2 separate regions of the Homo sapiens genome follow, and region 2 is linked to region 1. Evidence: chromatin loops called from intact Hi-C (ENCODE). Cell type or tissue: chondrocyte. All regions are shown on one strand. Links, peaks and the distances in the headings refer to the core of each region. The heading gives the core; the rest is flanking DNA.

What was found. A loop is a pair of places that touch in the nucleus more often than their neighbours do. Peaks named below come from ENCODE experiments on the same cell type or tissue, not always from the same donor. Only the 100,000 strongest peaks of a DNase experiment are listed, where the experiment ranks them.
Region 2: a loop joins it to region 1, with 6 times the contacts of the local background. A loop is called at or near these places in 2 of 110 quality-filtered maps.

The regions. Positions count from the first base shown.
Region 1 is chr19:12,941,833-12,956,928 of GRCh38, forward strand. RAD23A (RAD23 nucleotide excision repair protein A) reads left to right here and starts at 4,030. Exons shown (of 9, transcript NM_005053.4): 1 at 4,030-4,188; 2 at 6,016-6,177; 3 at 6,345-6,526; 4 at 6,665-6,720; 5 at 6,854-6,981; 6 at 7,249-7,327; 7 at 7,443-7,576; 8 at 10,857-11,021; 9 at 11,104-11,810. The coding sequence starts at 4,117. The coding sequence ends at 11,217. CALR (calreticulin) reads left to right here. Exons shown (of 9, transcript NM_004343.4): 8 at 1,705-1,797; 9 at 1,881-2,657. The coding sequence ends at 2,081. GADD45GIP1 (GADD45G interacting protein 1) reads right to left here. Exons shown (of 2, transcript NM_052850.4): 1 at 15,031-15,096; 2 at 11,287-12,694. The coding sequence ends at 12,376. RefSeq lists enhancers at 3,808-4,500, 3,912-4,131, 5,447-6,646, 10,675-11,874, 14,718-14,767 and 1 more and silencers at 4,192-4,271, 4,282-4,471, 4,492-4,551, 4,523-4,817. In chondrocyte, for the core only: no CTCF peak of the experiment used is centred there; DNase peaks (open chromatin) are centred at 6,359 and 7,394.
Region 2 is chr19:13,843,822-13,858,917 of GRCh38, forward strand. No RefSeq gene overlaps it. Among named protein-coding and RNA genes, the nearest start is that of MIR23AHG, 8.5 kb to the left of the region's middle. RefSeq lists enhancers at 3,170-3,349, 9,876-10,821 and silencers at 3,930-4,199, 4,020-4,225. In chondrocyte, for the core only: no CTCF peak of the experiment used is centred there; DNase peaks (open chromatin) are centred at 7,517 and 7,773.

The sequences.
Region 1 (15,096 bases), core at 6,174-8,673:
GCCTCAGGTCATCTGCCCGCCTCGGCCTCCCAAAGTGCTGGGATTACAAGGGTTAGCCACCATGCCTAGCCTCTACAAAAACTTTAAAAATTGGCGAGATGTCATGCATACCTGTAGTCCCAACTACCAAGGAAGAAGGATGATCACTTGAGCCTGGGGCATCGAGGCTGCAGTGAGCCATGATTATGTCACTGCACTCCAGCCTCGGTGACAGAGTGAGACCCTCTCAAAAAAAGTTGGGACTTGGCCGGACACAGTGGCTCACACCTGTAATCCCAGCACTTTGGGAGGCCAAGGCGGGTGGATCACAAGGTCAGGAGATGGAGACCATCCTGGCTAACATGGTGAATGAAACCCCATCTCTAGTAAAAATACAAAAAATTTGCCAGGTGTGGTGGTGGGCGCCTGTAGTCCCAGCTACTCGGGAGGCTGAGGCAAAAGGATGACGTGAACCCGGGAGGCGGAGCTTGCAGTGAGCTGAGATCATGCCATTGCACTCCAGCCTGGGTGATAGCGAGACTCTGTCCCAAAAAAAAAAAAAAATGCTGGGACTGAATTTTTGTCTGTTTTGGTCACTGAAATACCTTCTGTGCCCAAGACAGTTCTGGCATGTAGTAGGTACCTGAAAAATACCTGAATAAGAGAGTGAGAAACAAGAAACAGGTGCAGAGAACTGAAGTCAGTGGCCCAAGGTCATGGGGGTAGGAAACCACAAAGCTGGGGTTTGAACCTGGGCAGTACAGCACCTGAGTCTCTCCATCTTTTTTTTTTTTTTTTTTTAAGACAGAGTCTTGCTCTGTCACCCAGGTTGGAGTGCAGTGGCTTGATCTCGGCTCACTGCAGCCTCTGCCTTCCAGGTTCAAGTGATTCTCATGCCTCATCCTCTCGAGCAGCTGGAATTACAGGCATGCGCCACGACGCTGGGCTTTTTTTTTTTTGAGATGGAATTTCACTCTTGTTGCCCAGGCTGGAGTGCAATGATGCAATCTCGGCGGCTCACCACAACCTCTGCATCCCAGATTCAAGCGATTCTCCTGCCTCGGCCTCCTGAGTAGCTGGGATTACAGGGATGCGCCATCACAGACCCCGGGCTAATTTTTTTTAGTAGAGACAGAGTTTCACTATGTTGCCCAGGTTGGTCTCGAACTCCTGGCCTCAAGTGATCCGTTCGCCATGACCTCCCAAAGTGCTGGGATTACAGGCATGAGCCCGTCCCGTCCCTGGCTGTCTCTCCATCTTTCCATCTTTTTTTTTTTTTTTTTTTTTTTTGGAGATGGAGTCTCACTCTGTCACCCAGGCTGGAGTGCAGTGGCACGATCTTGGCTCACTGCAAGCTCCGCCTCCTGGGTTCACATCATTCTCCTGTCTCAGCCTCCCAAATAGCTGGGACTACAGGCACTTGCCACCACGCCTGGCTGATTTTTTGTATTTTTAGTAGAGACGGGGTTTCACCGTGTTAGCCAGGGTGGTCTCGATCTCCTGACCTCGTGATCCGCCCACCTTGGCCTCTGGGCGAGGATTACAGGCGTGATCCACCTCACCTGGCCTCTCCATCTTTTTAACTGCAGTGTCAGCGGTGTTCCTTGTCTTCTCTGCAGATGCAGGCAGCAGAATATAGTGGTTATAGGAACACAGGTGGAAACCCTGTCCAAAGCAAGGGCTATCGGGTATCACCTCTGACCATCCTTCCCATTCATCCTCCAGGTCAAGTCTGGCACCATCTTTGACAACTTCCTCATCACCAACGATGAGGCATACGCTGAGGAGTTTGGCAACGAGACGTGGGGCGTAACAAAGGTGAGGCCTGGTCCTGGTCCTGATGTCGGGGGCGGGCAGGGCTGGCAGGGGGCAAGGCCCTGAGGTGTGTGCTCTGCCTGCAGGCAGCAGAGAAACAAATGAAGGACAAACAGGACGAGGAGCAGAGGCTTAAGGAGGAGGAAGAAGACAAGAAACGCAAAGAGGAGGAGGAGGCAGAGGACAAGGAGGATGATGAGGACAAAGATGAGGATGAGGAGGATGAGGAGGACAAGGAGGAAGATGAGGAGGAAGATGTCCCCGGCCAGGCCAAGGACGAGCTGTAGAGAGGCCTGCCTCCAGGGCTGGACTGAGGCCTGAGCGCTCCTGCCGCAGAGCTGGCCGCGCCAAATAATGTCTCTGTGAGACTCGAGAACTTTCATTTTTTTCCAGGCTGGTTCGGATTTGGGGTGGATTTTGGTTTTGTTCCCCTCCTCCACTCTCCCCCACCCCCTCCCCGCCCTTTTTTTTTTTTTTTTTTAAACTGGTATTTTATCTTTGATTCTCCTTCAGCCCTCACCCCTGGTTCTCATCTTTCTTGATCAACATCTTTTCTTGCCTCTGTCCCCTTCTCTCATCTCTTAGCTCCCCTCCAACCTGGGGGGCAGTGGTGTGGAGAAGCCACAGGCCTGAGATTTCATCTGCTCTCCTTCCTGGAGCCCAGAGGAGGGCAGCAGAAGGGGGTGGTGTCTCCAACCCCCCAGCACTGAGGAAGAACGGGGCTCTTCTCATTTCACCCCTCCCTTTCTCCCCTGCCCCCAGGACTGGGCCACTTCTGGGTGGGGCAGTGGGTCCCAGATTGGCTCACACTGAGAATGTAAGAACTACAAACAAAATTTCTATTAAATTAAATTTTGTGTCTCCCTCCTGTGTCTCCTTCTGGGGAAAGACAGACTTAAGGAAACCCAGCAGTGGTCTTTTTGGGGGGGGGGGGGGTTTCCAGTATATCTCCTTTTTCAGCTATTGCTAGAGAGGTTGCTGAGTGTTCCACAAGATTCCAGGGACCCTTATTTACCCCATAACCCTCAAAACCAACGGGGGAATGGCTGTTGCTGCTGTAAATACTCCACATACTAACTTACTGAATCCTTGAACCTAACTGGTAAGTTTTGGTTCTGCTTATTTATTTATTTTTAAGATAGACTCTCGCTCTGTTGTCCAGGCTGGCGTACAGTGGCTCAATCTGGTTCACCCTGCCCCTTAAACTGGCCTTTTTCATGCTTCTATTCCTTTGGGGTCCTGTGGCTCAGCCCAACCCCTCTGGGATGCCTCCAGGACTGGTAGATCCAAGGGAGAATTCTGTATTTAATGTAGTGAGGCTTTGAAAGTTAACATCTTTAAATACTTCTGGGGTCAGATTAGGTATAGTACAACAAAGTACTCCTGCCCGGAGACCCAAGAATGAAAATTGTAGGTTCATTCCAAAACTCCAGATCCCTAAAGAATGAATGAGGCTACAAAATGGCACCTTGCCCCCGCTTCCAACTTAAGGTTTTTTTTCTGTGCTTGGTGGCCTTTCAGGTATTTCTAGTTTTGAGTAACTTTCACTTTGACTGCTCTACAAGGGTTCCTGCCAGGATACCCAGACCAGAATAAAACTCATTTGGGGGCCGGGTACGGTGGTTCACGCCTGTAATCCCAGCACTTTGGGAGGCCGAGGCGGGTGGATCACCTGAGGTCAGGAGTTTTGAGACCAGCCTGGCCAACACGGTGAAACCCAATACAAAAAATTATCCGGGCGTGGTGGGGGGTGCCTGTAATCCCAGTTACTCGGGAGGCTGAGGCAGGAGAATTGCATGAACCCGGAAGGCGGAAGCTGCAGTGAGCCGAGATCGCGCCACTGCACTCCAGCCTGGGTGACAGAGACTGTTTGAAAGAAAAAATTCTCATTTGGAAGAGGCAAAATGAGGTTTTTACAGAAGAAATACAAATGTCTGTAACCAGTACAGGTACATAAAAACTTTGTTAAAAATTCATTTGAGCGTGAGAGTGGGGACACCAGAGTCACTTTGCAGCCCCGTGACGTCACCGATAACGGGCATGGCGTCACTCAGGAGACCACGTGTGCGGGCCGAGCAAGAAGCCCCGCCCACAGCGCGGAGTTTAGTCTGCGCGTGCCTCGCTCGAGAACGCGCTCGTGCGCATGCCCACAAAGGCCAAGGAGGGAGTGCGCAGGTCACGTGCGCCGGTGGTCAGCGCGCGCATTGCCTGCCCCGGAAGTGGTCGGCGCGCGGCGCGGCGCGCCTGGGCGCTAAGATGGCGGCGGCGTGAGTTGCATGTTGTGTGAGGATCCCGGGGCCGCCGCGTCGCTCGGGCCCCGCCATGGCCGTCACCATCACGCTCAAAACGCTGCAGCAGCAGACCTTCAAGATCCGCATGGAGCCTGACGAGACGGTGCGGGCCGGGCCGGAGCCCGGGGGCGGGAGCGACGGGTTTCGGGGGTGGGGTGGGGGCGGGGAGGCTAGAATCCCAACGGGAGGGGCAGGGAGGACGGCGCGGGTCGGCCCTGCCCAGACCCCCGACCTGCCCGACTTTCCTGGACCCCCCGATGGTCTTTGGCCCAGCCCCCAGCCGATCGGGCGGCGCTCCTGCGCCGGTCTCCGGGCGAGGCCCCACCCCCGGGGCGCTGGCCAGGCCCCGGCTCCAATGTCAGCGCTCTCGCGGGGCGCGGGAGTCACAAGCTCGGATTCCTGGGCAGGCCAAGCTCTCCAAGACTGGGCTCCACGTTCCCAGCTTTGCAGGCGTCTCCTTGGGACACTGGTGGTCGAATCTAGGAGTAATGACCAGGAGATACTGAGTAGTGACGACAACAACGATGTTAATGATAATAAACGGGTCTCAGTCTTTATAATTTTGGTGGTCCGTGTTTGTTGGCCGTTTACTTTTTATCAGTCACCGAGTGTTGTAGTGTTGTTTTACCGCTCTGCAAAACGGGCTTGTCATTGGGGACCTCTGATCATTTTACAGATGTGGAAACCTAGGGATTGAGGAACTTTGCCACAGTCACACACAAGTAATGGCAGAGCTGGGATTCAAATTCGGTTCTGCCTCGTGTGAGCGTCCACGATATAAATATTATGCTGCCTTTTTAGTCAAAAGTAGAATTAGGACCTAATTCAAACATACTGAATGTCTATTGGGTACTTGGCGCTTTTTGCATAGTGAGGGAGACATTGAAGTCCACTTTTTGTAGAAAAGGAAACACACATTTTTTGATCCGCTCAAGTGTTTGGCTTTGGGCAAGTTAACCTGCCTACCTGTCTGTGCCTCCGTTTTCTCAAATATCAAATGAACCGGTCGCCTGCTGGCTTCCGCCTGTAATCCCAGCACTTAGGGAGGCAGAGGGAAGAGGAGCCCTTGAGCCTAGGAATTCGAGATCATCCTGGCAACACAGTGAGACCCCGTTCTCTACAAAAAAAAGAAACAAAAATCAATAAATAAAATGAGACCAATTAAACGTATTTCATAGGAAACTTAAAAGGTATGACACATATACATTTACAGTAGCACTATTGGCCAGGCACGGTGGCTCATGCCTCTAATCCTGATGATTTGGGAGGCAGAGGCAGGAGGATTGCTTGAGGCCAGGAGTTTGAGACCAGCCAGTCTAACATAGGGAGACTCTTATCTACAAAAAAAAATTATTTTTAATTAGTCTGGAGTGGTGGTGTGTACCTTTAGTCCTAGCTACTCCCAAGGCTGGACAAGAGTACCAGTTGAGCCCAGGAGTTTGAGGCTGCAGTCAGCGATGATCGTGCCACATCAATCCAGCATGGGCGGCAGCGAGATCCTGCCTCTTAAAATTAAAAAATATCACTATTAACTATTAGTCACTTATTGTCCAAGGTAGAGTGTAGAGTGGGGGACTGTCCCCTTTATTCTGTTAATTATACTTTATACTACCCGAAATTACATTTTCTTCACATTAGTGTTCTCTCATTGAGAGCAGGGACTTACTTGTGTTGAGTTTGTTCTGTGCTGTGGCCTCTGTGTCTAAAACAGCACCTGGCACATAATGGGTGTTTAGTATAAGTAAATACTGTGTTGAATGGCATGATGATTGAATGAATTCAAATCTAGCATGCTTTAGATGCTGAGAAAGCTTAAAAAACCCAGCGTGCTTGCCTTTCTGCCATCAGGGCTGGCAGTTTCTCTGTCCTAAACTAGAAGGGAAAAGAGAATCTTGGGGTCTCCAGTGACTGTCTGTACCACTCCCTCTAGGTGAAGGTGCTAAAGGAGAAGATAGAAGCTGAGAAGGGTCGTGATGCCTTCCCCGTGGCTGGACAGAAACTCATCTATGCCGGCAAGATCTTGAGTGACGATGTCCCTATCAGGGACTATCGCATCGATGAGAAGAACTTTGTGGTCGTCATGGTGACCAAGGTGGGTGACGTGTGCTGGCTGGGAGGGTGGGTGGACGAGCTGGGGAGCTGGCAAAGAGCCTGTGTGCCCAGGAGAGATTAGCTGTGAACAGGGCGGGGCCACAGCGGAGCGGGTTGTTGGGTCTGATAGGGTTGCTGATGCCAGCTCCCTTTTTCTTGCTGTTGCAGACCAAAGCCGGCCAGGGTACCTCAGCACCCCCAGAGGCCTCACCCACAGCTGCCCCAGAGTCCTCTACATCCTTCCCGCCTGCCCCCACCTCAGGCATGTCCCATCCCCCACCTGCCGCCAGAGAGGACAAGAGCCCATCAGAGGAATCCGCCCCCACGACGTCCCCAGAGTCTGTGTCAGGGTAAGGCGGGGGCAGCAGTCCCAGCTTGGGCCCTGTCCTCCTAGCACATTCCAGCGTCCACATAAGTGGTCCCACACACCTGGAGGGAGGGCAAGCCGCCAGAAGCCAGGGTCCGATTTCTCTCTCTTGAATTTGCAGCTCTGTTCCCTCTTCAGGTAGCAGCGGGCGAGAGGAAGACGCGGCCTCCACGCTAGGTGGGTGGGTGGTCCCCAGGGCAGAGGTGACTGGGTGCCCCAGCCATCAGCTGGGCCTTGTCTGGGTGCGGGAGGGCCTGGGAGCTGCCCTTTCCTCTTCCTGGTGACCTAGGCTTTGCTGCTTCCTCCACAGTGACGGGCTCTGAGTATGAGACGATGCTGACGGAGATCATGTCCATGGGCTATGAGCGAGAGCGGGTCGTGGCCGCCCTGAGAGCCAGCTACAACAACCCCCACCGAGCCGTGGAGTATCTGCTCACGGTGAGGTGGGGCTTCCGCCTCCCGGGGAGGCCTTGAGGGAGTACCCGGGCGTCACTGCCCTGATGGGCGGTTGGGAAGGCAAAACCTGCCCTGAAAAGCCTTTGGGTAGTGATTCTAGCCACTAAAGGCTTCCCACAGGAGGCTGGATGTGAGTGATGGGTGGGCCTCTGGAGGGCAGGGCCGAGGCCTCATCTGTGTCCTGCCAGGGCATGGAGGAGGGTGGCAGCAGGAGGTCTGTGCATTAGAACTAAACAGGACCCCTGACAGGGAATTCCTGGGAGCCCCGAGCCGGAACACGGTTCTGTCCAGGAGAGCCAGGTATCGGAGCAGCCGGCCACGGAAGCAGGTGGGTGTGCACATGCCGCATCTGCCCTCCAGGTACCTGACTCACATTACACTCCACCCCGCAGTGCTCCTAGGAGCCCGGCGTGGTGTCTGACTGCACCCCTTCCTACTACCAGCAGGAGAGAACCCCCTGGAGTTCCTGCGGGACCAGCCCCAGTTCCAGAACATGCGGCAGGTGATTCAGCAGAACCCTGCGCTGCTGCCCGCCCTGCTCCAGCAGCTGGGCCAGGAGAACCCTCAGCTTTTACAGGTGTGGTCCCAAGGGCAGAGGGAGCTAGGGCAGCCACCATTTCCCTTCCCTGTGGGCACCAGAGTCCATAACACGTAGGAATCGTTCTAGGTCCGGAAAGCAGGACTAAGCACATGCTTCCCCCACGCCCCTGTGCTTCCTGTGACCTGGTGACCCCCCTGGTTTCTCAGTCTTCCCAACCACCTTGTAAGGTGTGGGTGCTGTCAACATCACCTCCCACAGAAGAAGACACCGGAAACTTAGAGCAGCCTGTCATTCCCAGGGTCACGCAGCTGGTAGTGTGTGTGTCTGCCTCCTGCCTCGGGGTGGGGTCCTGGGCTGGGGCTCTGGCTTCACATACAGATGGTGCTGCGTAAATGTCTGTAAGGTGGCATGACGTCACCCAGGACAGCTGTGCCCCAGTTGGCTCTGGGACAACTCTGCTCAGTGAGGCTCCATCTTGCCCTTGAAGGTTCACAGGAAGAGTGGGGGAGTGGCCCCCTGGGTGCAAGTAGGTTCCTCTGGGTTCTCGGTGAAGTGCCTACCGGTCTTGGCTCAGGACCCTGCTGTCTGACCCTTCTCCTCTCACTTCTCAGTCCCTTGCCAGCTCCTCCTGGTCGGTCGTGTTCTTCATCTGCACTCAGCCCTCCCTCATAGTGTCCTGGGGCCTTCAGTCTGTATGGGAACCCCCAAATCTATGTAGCCAGCCCAGGCCTCTCTGAATGCCACACTCCATGGCTGGCTTAATTAACTCTCCATCAAAGTGCTCCCTAGACTAGACGTCTAAGACTTAGAACAGACCTCCCCAGTCCTCCCCGATCTCTGCAAGGATTAGCTTGGGGTTGCTTCAGCCCCAGGCCCTGGGGATCTGCTGGGGTCTACCCCTTGTCCTGTCTGCTCTTCCCACTCAGCCCCTCCCTGCACTCCAGCTCTCTGGTAGCCTCTTCCTGGGCCTCTGCCACTGCATAGTCCCACAGTCCACTTTTCAACCATGAGGCAGATGACTAAAAAGCACTTTCTTTTCTTTTTTTTTTTGAGAGGAAATCTCGCTCTGTCGCCCAGGCTGGAGTGCAATGGCGCAATCCCGGCTCACTGCAACCTCCGCCTCCCGGGTTCAAGCGATTCTTTTGCCCCCGCCCGAGTAGCTGGGACTACAGGCGCCCGCCACCACGCCTGACTAATTTTTTGTATTTTTAGTAGAGATGGGATTTCACCCTGTTAGCCAGGATGGTCTCAATCTCCTGACCTAATGATCTGCCCGCCTTGGCCTCCCAAAGTGCTGCAATTACAGGCATGAGCCATCACACCTGGCTGACTGAAAAGCACTTTCTTCTTTAATGTGAAAATGATCAGATGCATACAATGGTAGAGTTATATCAGAGCTTCCAGATACCCAGGTAGGGCACAGTGGCTCATGCCTGTAATCCCAGCACTTTGGGAGGCTAAGGCAGGCAGACCACTTGGTCAGGAGTTTTAGACCAGCCTGGCCAACATGGCAAAAACTCGTCTCTACTATAAATACAAAAAGTAGCTGAGCATGGCGGCAGGCCACTGTAGTCCCAGCTACTCAGGAGGTGGAGGCAGGAGAATCGCTTGAACCCAGGAGGCAGAAATTACAGTGAACCGAGATTGCCCCACTGCACTCCAGCCTGGGTGACAGAGTGAGAGTGTCTCAAAAAGAACAGAAACAAAAATGAACAAATGAACTTCCAGATACCTAAATCCAACACCCAGATGAGTTCACTTTTTTTGGTTTGGGGGCTGGTAGGTGGGAATAGAGACAGGGTCTATGTTGCCCAGGCTGGTTTTGAACTCTTGGGCCCAAGCAGTCCCTCCTGCCTTGCCTCCCAAATTGTTGAGGTTACAGGCGTGAGCCACCACACCCGGCCAAGTTCACCTTTCTAAAAGATCCACAGACCACGTCTTTTCCCATGTAACTGTCACCACCGTGGCTTCCCCCTGCTCTAGAAAATGGGTCTGACTTGGGCCTTCCTCTCTGGTGTCATTGTCTGCCTCCTCCCCCTTCCCTTGTTCGCTGTTTTTTGTTTTTTTTGTTGTTGTTGTTTGTTTGTTTTTGAGATGGAGTTTCGCTCTTGTTGCCCAGGCTGGAGTGCAGTGGCGTGATCTCAGCTCACCGTAACCTCCGCCTCCTGGGTTCAAGAGATTCTCCTGCCTCAGCCCCCAGAGTAGCTGGGATTACAGGCATGTGCCACCACGCCCTGCTAATTTTATATTTTTAGTAGAGATGGGATTTCTCCATGTTGGTCAGGCTGCTCTCAAACTCCTGACCTCAAGTGATCTGCCTGCCTCAGCCTCCCAAAGTACTGGGATTGCAGGCATGAGGCACCGTGCCCAGCCCCATTCACTCTGTTCCTGCTTCTGTTTCTGAGACTTCCCAGATGCATCCACCCTGGGCCTTTGCACTTGCTGTTTGCTTTACCTGGAGGAAACCCTCTGCATCCGCCATACTGCAGGCCTCTCCACCAGCCCTCATCTGCAGTTCCTTCCTAGCCAGACACTTGCAGTTGTCTGGTTCATTTATTGGCTCACTCACTTATTTTTTGAGAGTCTCTTGCCCAGGCTGGAGTGCAGTGGCACAGTCTCGGCTCCCTGCAACCTCTGCCTCCTGTGTTCAAGTGATTCTCCTACCTTAGCCTTCTTGAGTAGATGGGATTACAGGCACGTGCCATCACACCCAGCTAATTTTTGTATTTTAGTAGAGACGGAGTTTCACCATATTGGCCAGGCTGGTCTCGAACTCCAGGCTGGTCTAGAATCACCTGAAGTGATTATAGGTGTGAACCACTGCAGCCAGCCTATTTATGTATTTATTTATTCAAGACAGGGTCTTGCTCTGTTGCCCAGGCTGGAGTTCAGTGGCTTACTGCAGCCTCCGCCTCCTGGGTTCAGTCTTATGCCTCAGCCTGCCAAGTAGCTGGGATTACAGGCGTCTGCCACCACACCTGGCTACTTTTTGTATTCTTAGTAGAGATGGGGGTTCACCATGTTGGCCAGGCTGGACTCGAACTCCTGACCTCAAGTGATCCACCTGCCTCTGCCTCCCAAAGTGCTGGGATTACAGGTGTGAGCCACCGTGCCCGGCTTATTTCTTGGCTCACTTAAAAGCACATCATCAGCTCTTCCAGGGTAGGGCTTGTGTCGACTGCTATGTTGTGTTTGGCCAGAACAGGCTCCTCTGGATATTTGCCTGACTGAATGAAAAAGCAAGGGCTGTGATGACCTGGGGAGAGGAGGGGACCAGGGCTGTGAATTACCTTCCCTTCCCCACCCTCTCCTGCAGCAAATCAGCCGGCACCAGGAGCAGTTCATCCAGATGCTGAACGAGCCCCCTGGGGAGCTGGCGGACATCTCAGATGTGGAGGGGGAGGTGGGCGCCATAGGAGAGGAGGCCCCGCAGATGAACTACATCCAGGTGACGCCGCAGGAGAAAGAAGCTATAGAGAGGGTAAGAGGCCTGGCTGAGGGGTGACTGCAGGTGGGCAGGACCCCTACCCTCTCCTGCTCACACTTAACCTATCTTCCCACAGTTGAAGGCCCTGGGCTTCCCAGAGAGCCTGGTCATCCAGGCCTATTTCGCGTGTGAAAAAAATGAGAACTTGGCTGCCAACTTCCTCCTGAGTCAGAACTTTGATGACGAGTGATGCCAGGAAGCCAGGCCACCGAAGCCCCCACCCTACCCTTATTCCATGAAAGTTTTATAAAAGAAAAAATATATATATATTCATGTTTATTTAAGAAATGGAAAAAAAAATCAAAAATCTTAAAAAAACAAGCAAACAGTCCAGCTTCCTGTCCTCCTAAAGTGGCCCCTGTTCCCATCTCCCGGGCCAGACAGCTGTCCCCCCGTCCTCCTCCCCAGCCCAGCCTGCTCAGAGAAGCTGGCAGGACTGGGAGGCGACAGATGGGCCCCTCTTGGCCTCTGTCCCAGCTCTCTGCAGCCAGACGGAAAGGCGGCTGCTTGCCTCTCCATCCTCCGAAAAACCCCTGAGGACCCCCCCCCATCCTCTTCTAGGATGAGGGGAAGCTGGAGCCCCAACTTTGATCCTCCATTGGAGTGGCCCAAATCTTTCCATCTAGGGCAAGTCCTGAAAGGCCCAAGGCCCCCTCCCCAGTCTGGCCTTGGCCTCCAGCCTGGAGAAGGGCTAACATCAGCTCATTGTCAAGGCCACCCCCACCCCAGAACAGAACCGTGTCTCTGATAAAGGTTTTGAAGTGAATAAAGTTTTAAAAACTAGCCCTATGGTCTGTGCCTGCTGGGGCTCCCCGCGCCCACCTGTCTGGGTCTTGGGGGGCTGGCTGGGCACAGGCAGGCATGGTGACGGGTGCCTGGAAGGGGGAGAGGAGTCTGTGAGTCCCTGCAGATTGAGGCTTCCGGTGTCTCCTCCCCCAGTGTGTCATTTCCAGGCAGTGGACCCCAGCCCAACGTTACAAGGACTGCTTCTCCCCGGCCCCCACCATCATCACCACAGTCTGTTTTGGCTATACTTCCCCCCCCACCAGCCTTGTAATTGGCTAATTACTGGAGATGAATGTTGGTAAACAGAAGCCTTCTTCTCTTCTGCCATCTGCTTCTCCATTATTTGCCCATTGTACACCCCCCTTTTCCTCCCACTGAAGCCCCAGTTAGTCAGCAGGGCCTAGAGTCCCTGTCCCCTTTTGAGTACAGCCAAGTGGGGGATTCCCCAGCTCTTAAGTATTGGGGGAGGAACCAGGGGACCCAGAGAGGCACACCTTGAGAGGACGCAGATCTCTTCAGGGGTACTGCCAGGTAGCAGGCTTTATTGGGAAGGGACAAAGCCTCAGGAGCTGGGTGCCCCAGAGGCTGCTGGGTCTTGAGCCACAGCTGCAGCCAATGCAGCAGCTCGCGCCTCCTTCTTCCGTTTCTGTTTTTCCTCCTTGAGGCGCTTGCGCTCCTTCTTCTCTAGGTCCTGGAGCAGCTCCTGGAAGCGGGCACTCCTTGGGTCCACCTGGTAGCCCAGGAGCTCCTGGGCCTCAGCCTGCAGTCGGGCCCTCCTCTCCTTGTCAGCCTGGGCCTTCTCCCAGTTCTCCCGCTGCTGCTGCTGCCAGTTCACAATCATCTGTGGCATCTTGGCCATGCACTCTGCGATGTGCTGCTCCCTGCAGGGGAGGGAGAGTGGGCTGTGACACTGGCACTCAGCCAGGGCAGAGCCCACCCACCCATATCTCACCCATAGGCCTTTGCCCACGAGCCTGCCTCCTCAACTCCCCCAGTAGATTAACTGTCAGGAAAAGCCCTTGACAAGTGAAGAAACAGGAAGAGATGATGAGAAAGTTACCTGTGCATGAATTTGATCACAAGGGCATGTCAAGCCCCAGTAAACCCCAGGTGCCAAAGCCAAATCAGCATTTCACTGAGCTGCCTACTGAGCAAGCCAAGTGCCACTCCCATGGATAATTTCACACCTTTATTTCATAGACATTGCTGAGCACTTCCTGTACAGAGGCCAGGCCCAATTCTAGGCACAGGAGTGAAAGCAAGAAAGACATTTCCCACCAATCCTTGAGTTTGTAGCTACCAGTCACAGCCCCATTTTTTTCTTTTAAGTTCAGGGGTACAAGTGCAGGTTTGTTACGTAGGTAAACTTGTGTCATGGGGTTTTTTTGTACAGATTTATTTCATCACTCAGGTATTAAACCTAGTACCTAGAGGTCATTTTTCCTGATCCTCTCCCTCCACCCTCCAAAAAGCCCTAGTGTGTGTTGCTCCCCTGTGTGTCCATGTGTTCTCATCATTTAGCTCCCACTTACAAGTGAGAACACGTTGTATTTGGTTTTCTGTTCCTGTGTTAGTTTGCTAGGGATGATAGCCTCCAGCTCCCGTCGTGTCCCTGCAAAGGACATGATCTCGTTCTTTTTTATGACAGCCTCATTTAAGGATTAGAAAAGTAAAAGAATTAAGCCCTATAATGGTCATCTGGCTGAGGAGGGGCAGAAACAGGAGTCCCTGCTCCATGATTCCCTGCCTGGGTGATCAGACGCATGACTTCACTTCACCAAGCCTCAGTTTCCTCATCTCTAAAATTAGGGCAATCCCTTCTTCCTCTTAAGGCTATTAGGAAAACAAGAAGATTAAACACCAGGAACACACTTGACCTACCCCCTTCACGCTCCAGGATGTGGCATTATCTATAAGAGATGCCCCTGGTCTGGCCCGACGCGGTGGCTCACGCCTGTAATCCTAGCACTTTGGGAGGCCGAGGCAGATGGATCACCTGAGGTCAGGAGTTTGAGACCAGCCTGGCCAATATGGCGAAACCCCATCTCTACTAAAAATACAAAAAATGAGCCGGGTGTGGTGGTGGGCGCTTGTAATCCCAGCTACTCGGGAGGCTGAAGCAGGAGAATCTCTTGATCCTGGGAGGCAGAGGTTGCAGTGAGCTGAGATTGCACTCCAGCCTGGGCAACAAGAGCAAAACTCTGCCTCAAAACAACAACAACAACAACAACAAAAAGATGCCCCTGGTCCTTCAGACCTGCCTCTGTATCTGACCTCTGCCCTCTTGGTTCCAGGACCCATCACCTTCCTGCCCTCACCTTTTCCCCAGCCACACTGGCTTCCTGGCTGTTCTTTAAGGCATATCGTATCTCAGGGCATTTGCCCCAGCTGTTCCCTTTACCAGAAACTTTCTACCCAAGAGATCGCCCCATAGCTAAGTCTGGTTATTCAGGTCTTTGCTTAAACATCACCTCCTCAGAGAGGCCTGAGGCTTCCCAAACCAAAGCTGCCCTCAGGCACACACTCTTCACTCTTTTACCTTCCTACTAGTCGGCTGTCACCATTGGTATTATCTTGCCTGTCAGCTGTCGCCATCTGATATTAAGGGCCCTTTTGGGGCCTGCCTCGGCCTCCCAAATAACTGGGATTACAGGCACGAGCCACCGCCCCCGGCCTGGGACAGGGTCTTGCACACGGTATGCGCTCAGTAAAGACTTGGTGGTGATGGCCGGACGTGATGGCTCACACCTGTAATCCCGGCACTTTGGGAGGCTGAGGCAGGTGGATCACTTGAAGTAAGGAGTTTGAGACCAGCCTGGCCAACATGGTGGAACCCCGTCTCTACTAAAACTACAAAAATTTGCCGGGCGTGGTGGTGCACGCCTGTAATCCCAGCTACACCGGAGGCTAAGGCGGGAGAATCGCTTGAACCGGGGAGGCGGAGGTTGCAGTGAGCCAAGATCTTGCGACTGCACTCCAGCCTGGGCAACAGAGCGAGACTCTTGTCTCCAAAAAACAAACAAACAAACAAACAAAACTTGCTGATGAATGACTAAATGGACGTTATTCTGAGTTTGTTTTGCGGCCAGGTGAGCGTATACATAAATCTACAACATGCAGATGCTGCGACGTGACCCCGAAGGGGTAGGCACGGTTTGGGGCCCAGTTCGCCCACGGGGCACAGAGGGCAGCCCCGCGTCTGCCTGCACGCACGCACCTCTCCCGACGCTTCTGCTCTTCGGCCAGCTGCTTCACCCGCAGCGACTCCTGCATGGTCGCCAGG
Region 2 (15,096 bases), core at 6,387-8,886, 900 kb after region 1:
CCAGGAACAAAACTCTGAGATCGAGGGGCGGGGTGCCCTCTGCAACCATGCCAGTCTCCTTGGGCATGTCCCGCTGCCATCTGCCCTCTCCAGGACTCGACAAAGGCCGATGGACCCCTATCCACCACCCACGACCACCATCGTGTCACAGTGGGGGTCTGGAACCCGCAGGACCCTTCCCAGACCTGGGTGGGCATTGCTTTGGGGGATGATGTTTTCCACTCAGCCCCCAATATTTTTGAAGTGTCATCCTTGGGGCTAGGGATCCAATTCTTCATCCACGTCCTGGGTGGTAAGATAGCAGCCTCCCCTTTTGAGTAACTCTGGGGGTGGGGGCGCGGGGGTACCCAGCAGCAGGCCAGGCCCTCCAAGGGACTGGAGGGACTAGTTGGATGCTTCTGTGTCACCTTGCACCCCAGAATTCCTCCAGGGTCCCCCATTTCATCAGCTCAGCTGGCTCTCACCTTGCTACCTGGTGGAACTGGGGAGAGGGAGTTAGGAGCCACACCCAGCTACCATCCCGTGGGGCCCAGCCCTGGGGACTCCAGGGCCTTTTCTTCCCTGTGGGGCCCAAGGGGCAGGCTGGCCCAGGATGCAGGATCTGACAGGTTGGGGCAGGAGGGGGCAGAGCCGCCTAGTGGGGCCCCAGGGGAAGATTTGGGGTGGCACAGAATTCCCCAACTCAGGGTGGGGCGCAGAAGGTGGGAGCAACTTACCACATGGCCTTCTGAGCAGCTACACACAAGAATGGCATTTCCAGGGCGGGCCTGGGGTGGGGGTGGGGGTCTCCCTGTAAGGGACACACGCACACAGACAAACTTGTCATTGCAAAAGTAGAAAGTGACCAAATTACAATGACAAACAAAACTCGGATCTCTACCGCATCCCCATCCATATTGCCCCTCCAGAATTCCCTTCACCCCATAATAAGGCCTTCCATCCAGACATTGCCTGTCCCGTCATCAGTCCAATTCACATTCAGGGAGAACACCTCCTCCATGCTGGCCTCTGGGGATACCTCTTCCCCCAGATTTTTTTTTTATCTAATTTTCGCTGTTCTGTTGCCTGTGGCTTGGACCACACCCCGGCTCACTAGTATCCCTCAGCCCAGGCTTGGAGGGTCCTCCCAGAACCCCCACCTCTCCCTCTGGGTCCCTTGACATTTACTTCCACAGGCCCCGGTCCTGAGCCTGCCGGTTTACCCAGGGGACAGCAGGTGAGGGAGTGATGAAGGGACAGGGCGAAGGTGAGACCAGGTCAAGTGGTCAAATGGCATGGCACACACACACACACACACACACACACACACACACACCACACACCCTTTTGTTCATTCTACAAACATTGAGTGCCTGCTGTATGTATGTCAGGCTCTGTTCCGGGCATTTGGGGACACAGAAGAGAACAAAACAGAAAAAAAAATCCCTGTACTTTTGGGACCAGCATCTATGGGAGAAACAAACATGATAAGCAGATAGATAGGTATAAAGATATATAATGTGGCCAGGAGCGGTGGCTCATGCCTGTCTTCCCAGCACTTTGGGAGGCTGAGGCAGCCTGATCACTTGAGGTCGGGAGTTCGAGACAAGCCTGGCCAACATGGTGAAACCCCGTCTCTACTAAAAATACAACAATTAGCCGGGCATGGTGGCGCACGCCTGTACCCAGCTACTCGGGAGGCTGAGGCAGGAGAATCATTTGAACCAGGAGGCGGAGGTTGTAGTGAGCCAAGATTGCTCCACTGGACTCCAGCCTGAGCGACACAGGGAAACCCTGTCTCAAAAAAAAATTATATATCTATATATATTTTTAAAAATTACATATCTATATATTTAAAAATTATATATCTATATATATTTTAAAATTATGTGTCTATATGTTTAAAAATTATATATATATTGTTTTAAATTATATTATATATATATATATATATATATATAAAATGTGTTGGGTGGAAAGTCTATGGGTAATCTAGAAAAAGGCAAGAGAGATGAGAGATGAAATGAGTGGAGGTTAGGTCAGGAAAGTCCTCCCTGAGGAGGAGGTGACTTTGAACAAAGACTTTTAGGCACTGAGGGAAAAGCCAGGAAGACATCGAGAGGAAGAGAGTTCCAGGTAGAGAACGGCCAGTGCACAGGCTTTGCGGTAGGACGGTGCCTGGAACATTGGAAAACCAGCAAAGCAGACCGGTTTCATGGAGGCAGAGAGAGGAGTGGAATGGAAGAAGAACAAAGATTTGTTTTGTTTTGTTTTGTTTGAGAAGGAGTCTCACTCTGTCGCCCAGGCTGGAGTGCATTGTCACAATCTTGGCTCACTGAAACCTCTGCCTCCCCAGTTCAAGCGATTCTCCTGCCTCAGCCTCCCAAGTAGCTGGGATTACAGGCGTGCACCACCATGCTCGGCTAATTTTTCTATTTTTAGTAGAGACAGGGTTTCACCATATTGGCCAGGCTGATCTTGAACTCCTGACTTCAAGTGATCCGCCCGCCTCAGCCTCCCAAAGTGCTGGGATGACAGGTGTGAGCCACAGCGCCAGGCCCTACACCCCAGCTTTCTAGCTGGATGTCTTTGGGATGGCTTTGGGGCCAGGCGATTACACTTCCTAAGCCTCAGTTTTGTCGGCTGAAAAATGGGGCTGAAAATGCGCAATTTGCAGTTGTTACCAGGCTTTGAGGTGAGACGTGTGATGTGCTGATCGCAGGTAGAAAGAGGGTAAGTGATACACCAGGTACACCTGGATCAAGGGACCCTGACAGGCCCAGCCGGCCCACAGGTCACCCCAGCTCACATGCAGGGCTGCCTGCTGGGCCCCATGGCAACGCCACACACAGAGACATCAAACAGGCCCTGCCGAGGAAGTCCCACGTCACTGCGGTTAGAGTGGCTCCTCCCAGCCCAGCCCCCGGCTGGCGGCAGTGACCCCCATGCCAGTCAGGGCCCCTGCCTCCTGTTGCCCTGGCGACCAGCTGTGTTATGGACTGAGCCGGGATCCCACCACATCCCTGCCCCCTCACCAGGGCACCAGCCACTCCCCACATCCGGAGAAGGACATTACACGGTGGCCCCAGCTCACCGTGACAAACTCAATTGCCTGGTGTCTGGAGCACCAGGAAAGACTTTGTCTACCTACATAATGGTTCAGAAGGGCAGAGAGGTCCCAGGGATCTGTGGGGACTCCCAGCCAGGTGCCTGAAATCCCCGGGGAAGGGTCCCAGTATTGCTCAAGGGCACTGGTGGGGCAGGTCAGACAGGAATAGACCCCAGGCCTGGCCCAGCCCCCACCTCAGGAATGACTCACCACCCACCCAGCTCCCGATGACATCAAGGCCTGGCCTGCCACCCTGACCTGGCCCCAGGCCAGAACTGGGGGGGCGCACCCAAGAAGTGTCACATCTGGCTGTCCCTGCCTGGCTGGGATCTGGTACGCAGAGGGTTAAGGAGAGCCCTTCTGGGGGTCTCCCCCCCATCCCATCCCCCCCACTTTCCCGGGGATTTCGGGCCCCAGCCCCTCTGACGTCACTGGGGGTTGCTATGGCAACTGGCCGAAGTTCCCAAATAAAATTACCGCGGGCGGGTTAAGTTTCCTAGGAGGCAGCCGACGGGTAAACAATGGCGGTGGCAGGCGGGGCCGGCGAGAGGCCGTCTCCCCCTCTTACCCCCGACTCTGCTGGGACCTGGGGGTCCCTGGGGCGAGGGGCAGGGTCCCCCTCCCTGCCCAGGATCTGAGAGCCCTCGAGCCAGCGAGGGGATTGGCGCCCAGATGAGGGACAGCGAGGCCACGACCCACATGAGCGGGGGATGGGGACGAGGGGTCTTTGGAGGGGAGGCTGGGGCGGCGGGGAACAAAGAGGGGACCGGAGGCCTGGGGATCCACCCTCCACACACCCTCCCCCCTAACCCCGCTCCCGGCCGGCCGCCAGTCCAGCTGTGGCTGTTCCCAGCTCCCTGGCTCCCCACATCTGGCGGGCCGCGCGCTCACTTCCTGTCGCCCCGGCTGCCTGGAGGGAGGTAAAAATAACCCGCCCCCTCCCCCTGCCGGCGGCGCAGACGGCGGATCCTCCCAGCCTGGAGGAGGGCGAGGCCGAGCCTCAGCCGGGAGAGGAGGCCCCCTGAGGCCGCCTCCCGTCCCTCCCAGTGCCTCGCTGTCCTGGCAGGAGGGGGGCAAGTAGGGGTGCCACAGAGCCTAGGCTGCGCTGGGGGACTGGGGAAGCGCATCCCATGAGAAAGGCCCTTAGCTGGGTCACCAGGAACCCAGGGAACCATAGTGTCCAACCACCCCCACCAATCCCGTGGGGGAGGGGGTTCAAGTTCTGAGAGTTGAGGGACTGCAGCCAACATGCCTGGGTTCCAATCGAGGGTCACCCACTTCCTAACCTAACAGTATAAACAAGTTACCAAAAAAAAAAAAAAGCCCCCCCCCCGCACACACACGACAAGAGCAAAACTGCTCCAGGCCTCAGTTTACCTAGCTGTAAAATGGGCATGATAGCAGTACTCACTTCAAAGTGCATTTGTTGGGTTAGGAGTGTCAACTCACTCTATAATCCCAAAACTTTGGGAGGCTGTGGCAGGAGGATCGCTTGAACTTAGGAGTTTGAGACCAGCCTAGGCAACATAGTGAGACCCCCATCTCTACGAAAAAGTGAATAAGTAAAATGAAAACACATAAAAAAGAAAAATAAAGTGCATTTATTCCCTGAGTGTTAGCTATGATCGTTTCCCCCTCCCCAGGGGCCCCTGAGACCCACCCCCCTCCACCAAGTACAGTTCCCAGATGAGACACAGGACACCCAGTGAAACTTAATTTTTCAGATACACAGCGGATCTCTTTTTTTAGTATAAGTATGTCCCATGCAATTTTGGGGACATCGCTATACTAAAAAAAAAGTTTTATACTAAAAAAAAATTACTTGTTCTGTATCTGAAATTCAAATTTAACTGATGTCCTGTATTTTTTATTTGTTAAATCTGCCAACTGTATCCTTAAGTCACCATCATCTCTGGCCTAAATATATTCCAACAGCCACCTCCCTGGTCCTCTCCGACTTTCCTTATGCCTTCTAGCCATTCTCCAGAGACAGCCCGTTAAATCCAATCACGTGTCCCCTCTACCTTCCACTTGGAAAAGTTCCTGGTGTCCCAACCTCTCCCGCAGGAAGGTCCTGCCTGTTATTCGCCAACTCCCGAGCATCCTTCAGTTCCCAGGGTATCACCTCCTCCGAGAAGCCCTCCTCACCTTCTTGGCTTTAGACTGTCCAGGATCCCTGTAACTCAGCCATCTCCCCAACTCAACCATTTGAGTGATTGACTTGGTCATGTGAGCCAAATGGACATTTCTTACAGGACTCAAAGCTGGTCACTTCCCAGGCAGCTGGTCCATCTCCGTGTCTGAGATGCTAGTATCTACTCTTCTCCCCGCCCCATAGGATCTGGGGCTCCGGAAGGCCCCTCAGGCAGCTCCCTTAAGGGTCCTGTGGGCGGCTCAGTGGTGACTATTGGGGTGCCAGGGAGCCCGGAGTTCAGGCCATCTGAAGCTGGTGCTGGGAAACTCTCTCCCTGCACTCAGATGGCATGGGAAGTCTAGGGGGGTGCTGGTGCAACCTCTGTAGTGCACAGCCTTCAGTATCATGTGTCGACAGCCCCCAAGGAGCCCACCAGGCGCCATCCCCCACTTGCATAACCTACCCACACTTCAATGTAGCCTTGGCACCTATCCCCACAACGCCTGAAGACTCCCACAGATATGGCCCTGCCAAGGCCAGGCATGCACCCTCCTGAGACAGGTTTGGGAGCCCGGATGCCAGCTTGGCTGTGCATCCTCTGGCAAAGGACATTGACCCTCTGTTGACTCAGTTTCCCCATCTGTAAAATGAGAATGTCAATGAAACGTCAGAGGGCCATGGTGAACACTATTTTTAATTTTTATTATTATTATTTTTTGAGACGGAGTTTCACTCTTGTCACCCAGGCTGGAGTGCAGTGGCACGATCTTGGCCCACTGCAACCTCTGCCTCCCGGGTTCAAGCGATTCTCCTGCCTCGGTCTCCCAAGTAGCTGGGATTAGAGGTGCTGGCCATCACGCTCGGCTAATTTTTGTATTTTTAGTACAGACGGGGTTTCACCATTTTGCCCAGGCTGGTCTTGAACTCCTGACATCAAGTGATCCACGGGCTTCGGCTTCCTAAAGTGCTGGGATTATAGGCGTGAGCCGCCGCGCCCGACTTCATGGTGAACATTACATGAGTTAATACACATAGGCCCACACATGCATAGAACAGGCTTAGAACATAGAACGTGCTCATTAAGTGTTAGCTAGTTTGGGAGGTCGGCAGGGGTGGGGAGGATGCAAAAAAGCCCTCATCACAGCGCTCCTGACAGCTCCCGCCAGGCCAGCTCCCCAAATCCCTTAGGAAAATGGCCTCGACCTCTCAGCTGCAACTCTGGCCCAGCCGCCATCTCCTGACCTGACCGCCCACTTCTGGGGAGCCCCGGTGGGTCTGGATTGGAGAGAGCCACCCTCAGCCCTCCCCACCTTCATTGGACCACAGCTGTCTCCTTCACCATCACCTCCGTGCCCACCAGGATTACAGGCCTGATCTGAACCCCTAATCTAGGGAAGACTACGGAGTCCCAAAATCCCTCTTAGCGCGCACCCCGGCCTGAGGCTCGAACCCAGGTCCGCGCTGGAGGGCGGTGGCGGTTGCCGAGCAACGCGCTGTTTGTTGGCGCGGGGGGCGGGGCCGGGGCCGGCGCGCGGTGACTCACCGCGGCGTGATGCGGACGGGCGCGGCGCCCAGCAGCCTGGCCGGCGGCCCGATCTCGGCTGGCCTCGGCGTCCGGAGGGGCCCGGCGGCGGGGGCGCCTTAGCCCCCAAGTGGGCGCCGGAGGCCCGTGGGGAAGCGGCGGAGCAGGTCCCGGGCTCTCGGACTCGGTTCGAATCCCAGCCCTGCCTCTTACTCTTGACTCTTGATCTGTGACTTCAAGGCTCCTTGCCTCAGTTTACCCGTCAGTAAAAGAAGCGACACTGGAGGGTGCAGTAACCCACCACTGGCATTTAAAGCAGCTGAGATGATCACGCAGTGACACTGCGGGGCAGCAAGTTTGGGACACCCAGATTCTGCACGTGAATCTCCTGTGTTAAACTCTGCAACCTCACGGAGAATCAATTTCCGCATCTGTTACAGGGCAGTAGCAAGAACAAACACCCTGCCTCTCGGGTGGTTTGAGAATCCCGTGAATTCATAGTGAGACAATGCGTGGCACATTTCAGTACCATGTCTGCTGCCCCACGGAGGGACGGGATGTAGGAGGTTTTCTCTGTGGTCCGAGCTCAGGAGGGCAAGGAGGTGAGGGCAAGACTGGAACCCCTAGAAGTGGGTGGCAAGTCACAGGTCCAGGGCAGGGTGGCATGACCATGGCTGCAGAGGCCCCTATCCCGAAGCTGGCTCACAGCACCTGCTGCGGGCAGGCAGAAGGGGGGCCTGGGGGTGAGTCACCGCCCAGCAATGAGGCTTGAGTCACACAGGGCGGGGTCCCCCGTTAGCCCCCCCAGCTGCTCCCACAAAGGCCCTTTGAGAAGAGTTCCCCACCCCCTACTCCCACCCCCTAGGCCCTCTCTAGGGGTGGGCTGTGGGGCCGAGGCCCTGCTGGGCTGCCCCCAGGAGCCCGGCCTGGGTCTGGGAGGCGCCAGCCAGTTTCAGCCATGTCTGTGAAAAGTCACCATAGGAAGCTGGGTGTCCCCCGGGGAGGGGGCTTCCAGGCTGCCTGAGTCACTGGAATGGTGGAGGGTCACACGCGCAGGGCCCACGCACACAGCGGGCAAATTGAGTCAGACTGTCTGGTGGGGCGGGCAGGCCAGGACGCTTCGAGTCAGGCTGAGAAGGAAACCTGGGAAGAGACATGGTTCTTCCAAGCCTGTGGCCTCTGGCAGAGAAAGAGGGTGCTTGAGGGCACATATGGTGGGTTTCACCACACCTCCTGCCTAGGCCTCCCCTCCTTGCCTGCCCCGAAACAGTCTCCCCCACCTTTCTATCCTTCTTAAACTTGGAGTGAGAAGGACAGCAAGCTGGATGGGATTCCAGGGAGGCACTCTACTAGCGGAAGAATTGAGATTTTTTTTTTTAATTTTATTATTTATTTATTTATATTTATTTACTTTTTTTTTTGAGACTGAGTCTCACCCTGTCACCCAGGCTGGAGTGCAGTAGCACAATCTCGGCTCACTGCAACCTCTGCCTCCCAGGTTCAAGCGATTCTCCTGCTTCAGCCTCCCAAGTAGCTGGGACTACGAGCACACGCCACCATGCCCAACTAATTTTTGTAGTTTTAGTAGAGATGGGGTTTCACCATGTTGGCCAGGGCAGTCTCGAACTCCTGACCTCAGGTGATCCGCCTGCCTTGGCCTCCCAAAGTGCTGGGATTAAAGGCGTGAGCTACTGCGCCTGGCCAATTTGTATTTATTTATGTATTGAGACAGGGTCTCATTGTGTCGCCCAGGCTGGAGTGCAGTGGCACAATCACGTCTTACTGCAGCCTCGACCTCCTGAACTCAGCTGAGCCTCCCACCTCAGCCTCCCAAGTAGCTGGGACCACAGGTGAGAGCGACCACACCCAGCTAATTTTTGTATTTTTTTTTTTTTTTTTGTAGAGACAGGGTTATGCTGTGTTGCCCAGGCGGGTCTGGAATTCCTGACTCGAATTCCTGCCCTCAAGAGTTCCGCCCACCTTAGCCTCCTAAAGTGCTGGGATTACAGGCATGAGCCCCTGGGCCCTGACCTGTTTGTTTATTTTTTAGAGATAGGGGTGTCTCCATGTTGCCCTGGCTGGCCTCAAACTCCTGGGTTTAAGGGATCCTCCCGAGTAGCTGGGAATACAGGCAAATATGTCCACACCCAGCTTTAAGATAAAAAAAAATTATTATTATTTAATATTTATTTATTTATTGAGATGGAGTCTCTGTCACCCAGGCTGGAGTGCAGTGGCGCGATCTCGGCTCACTGCAGCCTCCACCTCCCAGGTTAAAGCGATTCTCCTGCCTCAGCCTCTGAAGTAGCTGAGACTACAGGCGTGTGCCACCATGCCTGGCTAATTTTTTGTATTTTTTAAGTAGAGACGGGGTTTCGCCATGTTAGCTAGGATGGTCTCGATCTCCTGACCTGGTGATCCACCTGCCTCGGCCTCCCAAAGTGCTGGGATTACAGGCGTGAGCCACCACGCCCAGCCCAGGATCAAAATTTTTTAAGACAAGGTCTCACCACTGCCATCTCAAGCTCCGGGGCTCAAAGGATCCTTCTACCTCAACCTCCAGAGTAGCTGGAACTACAGGTGAGCACCACCACACCTGGCTAATTTATTTATCTTGTGGGGGTCGGGGCGTGAGGGTCTTGCTGTGTTGCCTAGACTGGTCTCCAACTCCTGGCCTTAAGTGAGCCTCCTGCCTCAGCCTCCCAAGTAGCTAGGACTACAGGCATGTGCAAGCACACCCAGCTTATTTATACACATTTATTTTATTTTATTTTATTTTATTTTTTTTTAGAGACAGGGTCTTACTATGTTTCCCAGGCTGGTCTTGAATTCCTGGTCTCAACCAATCCTCCTCCTGCATTGGTCTCCCAAAGTGCTGGTATTACAGGCATGAGCCACCTCGGCTGACCACTTTGCTTTTTCTATTTGTTGACTGAGATGGCTATAAAGGGACTAACAGACTGGTAGCCTATACAGACAGCATGGATAAGCTGGGTAAAGGGATGATTCACATCCCAGGACTGTGGGAGATTTCATCACACTACTCAGAACGGCCTGGAATGTGAAGGTATGACTTGTTTTATTTCTGGAATTTTCTTTCTTTTTTTTTTTTCTGAGACCGAGTCTCGCTCTGTCACCCAGGCTGGAGTGCAGTGGTGTGATCTCTGCTCATTGCAACCTCTGCCTACCGTGTTCAGGCCATTCACCTGCCTCAGCCTCCCGAGTAGCTGGGATTACAGGCGCGTGCCACCACGCCCGGTTAATTTTTGTATTTTTAGTAGAGGCGGGGTTTCACCATGTTGGCCAGGCTGGTCTCGAACTCCTGACGTCAGGTGATCCGCCTGCCTCGGCCCCCCAAAATGCTGGGATTAAAGGCGTGAGCCACCTCGCCCAGCCTCTGGAATTTTCCATTTAATATTTTTGGACCAAAGTTGACCAAGGATAACTGAAACCGAGGAAATCGAAACTGCAGATAAGGGGGACGACTGTATACAGTCAAATGTGTTTAGAATATTCATAGACTTATGCAACCATCACCACAATAAATTTTAGAACATTCCTTTTTTTTTGGAGACAGAGTCTCACTCTGTCACCCAGGCAGGAGTGCAGTGGTGTGATCTCGGCTCACTGCAACCTCCGCCTCCCAGGTTCAAGCGATTCTCCTGCCTCAGCCTCCCAAGTAGCTGGGATTACAGGCGAGCACCACCACGCCCAGCTAATTTTTGTATTTTTAGTAGAGACAGGGTTTCACCATGTTGGCCAGACTGGTCTCGAACTCCTGACCTAGTAATCTGCCCGCCTTGGCCTCCGGAAGTGCTGGGATTACAGGCGTGAGCCACTGTGCCTGGTCCACACCAGCTAATTTTTTGTATTTTAGTAGAGATGAGGTTTCACCGTGTTGCCCAGCCTAGTCTCCAACTCCTGAGCTCAGGCAATCCGCCTGCATCAGCCTTCCAAAATTCTGGGATTAGAGGCAGGAGCCACTACGCCCGGCCTTTTTTTTCGCTGAGGCAGGATCTTACTGTGTAGCCCAGAGTGGAGTGCAGTGGCGGCATCCTGGCTCATTGCAACCACTGCCTCCCGGGCTCAAGCAATCCTCCCACCTCAGCCTTTGGAATAGCTGAGACTGCAGGCGCCCGCCACCACGCCCAGCTAATTTTTTTTTTTTTTTTTTTTTTTTTTTTGAGACGGAGTCTACCTCTGTCGCCCAGGCTGCAGTGCAGTGGCGCCATCTCTGCTCACTGCAAGCTCCGCCTCCCGGGTTCACGCCATTCTCCTGCCTCAGCCTTCCGAGTAGCTGGGACTACAGGCGCCCGTTACCACGCCTGGCTAATTTTTTGTATTTTTAGTGGAGACGGGGTTTCACCGTGTTAGCCAGGATGGTCTCAATCTCCTGACCTCGTGATCCGCAAGATTACAGGCGTGAGCCACCGCGCCTGGCCATTTTTTTTTTTTTTTTTTTTTAAAGACAGGGCGTTGCTATGTTGCTCAGGCTGTTCTCAAACACCTGGGCTCAAGCAGTCCTCCCACATCGGCCTTCCAAAGTGCTGGGATTACAGCATGAGTGACCACGCCCTGCCCAACTTTAGAACATTTCCATCACCCGCAAAAGAAATCTCAAGCCCATTAGAAATCATTTTCTGGCCGGGTGTGGTGGCTCACGCCTGTAACCCCAGCACTTTGGGAGGCCAAGGCAGGTGGATCACCTGAGGTCAGGAGTTCGAGACCAGCCTGGCCAACACGGTGAAACCCCGTCTCTACTAACAATACAAAAATTAGTCAGGTATGGTGGCACATGCCTGTAGTCCCAGCTATTCGGGAGGCTGAGTTGGGAGAATCACTTGAACCCGGGAGGCAGAGGTTGCAGTGAGCCGAGATCATGCCACTGCACTCCATCCTGGGTGACAGAGCGAGACTCTGTCTCAAAAAAAGAAAGGAAAGAAAGGAAGGAAAGGAAAGAAAAGGAAAAGAGAAGAGAAAAGAAATCACTTTCTATTTCACCCCCCAACATTCTCAGCCTCTGGCAACCCTGGTCTACTTTTTGTCTCTGAGTATAAATGCTGTCAACAGAGTTCATCCATGTTATAACAAGTGTAACAAGCGTGAGTACCTTATTCCTTTTTATTGCCAAATAATATGTGATACGGGCTGGGTGTGGTGGCCCATGCCTGTAATCCCAGTACTTTGGGAGGCTGAGGTGGGAGGATCACTTCACCTCAGGAGCTTGAGACCAGCCTGGGCAATGTAGTGAAACCCTATCCCTACAAAAATTACAAAAATTAGCTGGGCATGGTGGTCCTCGCCTGTAGTCCCAGCTACTCAGGACACTGGGGCAAGAGGATCACTTGAGCCCAGGAGGTCGAGGCTGCAATGGGCTAGGATTCTTTTACTGTACTCCAGCCTGGGCAACAGAGTGAGACTTTGTTTCTAAAATGACGAGACCTCGTTTCTAAAATAAAAATGAGGCTGGGCGGGGTGGCTCATGCCTGTGATCCCAACACTTTAGGAGGCTGAGGCAGGTGGATGACTTGAGCTCAGTAGTTCAAGACCAGCCGGGCCAACATGGTGAAACCTGTCTCTACTAAAAATACAAAAATTAGCCAGGCATGGTGGCGGGCACCTTTAATACCAGCTACTTGGGAGGCTGAGGCAGGAGAATCGCTTGAACGTGGGAGGCCCAGGTTGCAGTGAGCCGAGATTGCACCATTGCACTCCAGCCTGGGCAACAGAGCAAGACTTCGTCTCAAAAAAAAAAAAAAAAAAAAAAAAAGCTGGGCGTGGTGGCACGTGCCTGTAATCCCAGCTACTCCGGAGGCTGAGGCAGGAGAATCTCTTGAACCCGGGAGGCAGAGGTTGCAGTGAGCCGAGATCACGCCACTGCACTCCAGCCTGGGCGACACAGTGAGACTCTGTCTCAAAAATAAATAAATAAATAAATAAATATAAAATAAAAATGAAAATAAAATAGACCAAAGCTATGTCCCAGGAACAAAGTATTTGAGAAGCAGATGCTGTCTCACAAAGAAGACTGAGACAGAGAAGGGATGTCAGGAGGATCTAGTGTCCCAAGGCCAAGGAGGAACCAGGCAAAGGTGACAGATACTACACGGAGCTCAAGGACAGCTACAGCTGAGAACTTGGCCTGACTCTGAAGTCTGATATCAGTAGTGTGATCAGGCAGCCGCCTGATAAGTAAATGGGAGGGAAGGCAATAAAGGCAGTGTCTAAAGAAATATATTGTGAGCCACAAATGCAAGCCACATATGTAATGAAAACTTTTTTAGTAGCCACATTTTTTTAAAAAAGTAGCAGGTGAAATTAATTTTATTTTATTCACATTTATTTATTTATTTTTGAGACACAGTATCACTCTGTCACGCAGAATGGAGTGCAGTGGTAGGATCTCGGCTCACTGTAACCTCTGCCTCCCAGGTTCAAGTGATTCTCCTGCCTCAGCTTCCCAAGTAGTTGGGATTACAGGTGCGTGCCACCACACCCAGCCAATTTTATATTTTTAGTAGAGACGGGGTTTTGCCATGTTGGCCAGGCTGGTTTTGAACTCCTGACCACAAGTGATCCACCTGCCTCAGCCTCCCAAAGTGCTGGGATTGCGGGCATAAACTAGTGAGCCTGCCAAAATTAATTTTTTTTTTTTGAGACGGAGTCTTGCTCTGTTGCCCAGGCTGGAGCGCAGTGGCACGATCTTGGCTCACTGCAACCTCTGCCTCCCGGGTTTAAGTGATTCTCCTGCCTCAGCCTCCCAAGCAGTCAGGATTACAGGTGTATGTCACCATGCCCAGCCAATTTTATATTTTTAGTAGAGACGGGGTTTCGCCATGTTGGCCAGGCTGGTTTTGAACTCCTGACCTCAAGTGATCTGCCTGCCTCAGCCTCCTAAAGTGCTGGGATTACAGGCATGAGCCAGTGAGCCTGCCAGAATTATTTTTTTTTTTAATTTGAGACGGAGTCTTGTCCTGTTGCCCAGGCTGGAGTGCAGTGGCATGGTCTCAGCTCATTGCAACCTCCACTTCCTGGGTTCAAGTGATTTTCCTGCCTCAGCCTCCAAGTAGCTGGGATTGCAGGTGCCTGCCACCACACCTGGCTAATTTTTGTATTTTTAGTAGAGACGGAGTTTCACCATGTTGGCCAGGCTGGTCTTGAACTCCTGACCTCAGGTGATCCACCCGCCTCGGCCTCCCAAAGTGCTGGGATTACAGGTGTGAGTTACTACACTTGGCTACAAAATTAATTTTAATAAGATTTTATTTAACTGAGTATATCCAAAATAGTATCCTTTTAACATATAATCAAGGTAAATATTATGAATGAGATATTTCAGTTTTTTGGTACTGTCTTCAAAAATCTGATGTGGATTTTATACTTATAACATCTCAATTCAAACTGTTAGGTTGGTGCAAAGTAATTGTGGTTCTTGCCATCATTACTTTCTTTCTTTCTTTTCTTTTTTTTTTTTTTTGAGACGGAGTCTCACCCTGTCCCCCAGGCTGGAGTGCAGTGGTGCGATCTCAGCTAATGCAAGCTCCGCCTCCCAGGTTCACGCCATTCTCCTGCCTCAGCCTCCCGAGTAGCTGGGACTACAGGCACCCGCCACTACACCTGGCTATTTTTTTTGTATTTTTAGTAGAGACGGGGTTTCACCGTGTTAGGATGGTCTCGATCTCCTGACCTTGTGATCCACCCGCCTCAGCCTCCCAAAGTGCTGGGATTACAGGCATAAGCCACCGCGCCTGCTTTTTTTTTTTTTTTTTTTTTTTTTGAGGAAGAGTCTTGCTCTGTTGCCAGGCTGGAGTGCAGTGGCACAGTCTCGGTTCACTGCAACCTCTGCCTCCCGGGTTCAAGCGATTCTCCTGCCTCAGCCTCCCGAGTAGCTGGGATTACAGGCATGCACCACCACACCTGGCTAATTTTTGTGTTTTTAGTAGAGACGGGGTTGCACCATGATGGCCAGGCTGGTCTCAAACTCCTGACCTCAGGTATCCACCCTCCTCGGCCTCCCAAAGTGCTGGGATTACAGGCGTGAGCCACTGCACCCGGCTGCCATTACTTCGAAGAATAGCTGTATTTCAGGTGCTCAGTAGCCACGTGACCAGTAGTAACGTCATTGGAAAATGCAGTCCAGACAGGCCCGAGTCCTGCCCTTGTGTGACTCATGTCACTCACCTATCCCTAATCCCAGCTCTGTTGGATCCTATCTTTATTGAAAAAAACAATTTTTTTTTTCTAGACAGGGTGGAATGCAGTGGTGTGATCATGGCTCACTGCAGCCTCCACCTCTGGAGCTCAACCAGTCCTCTCACTTCTGCCTCTGAATAGCTGGGACCACAAGCGTAC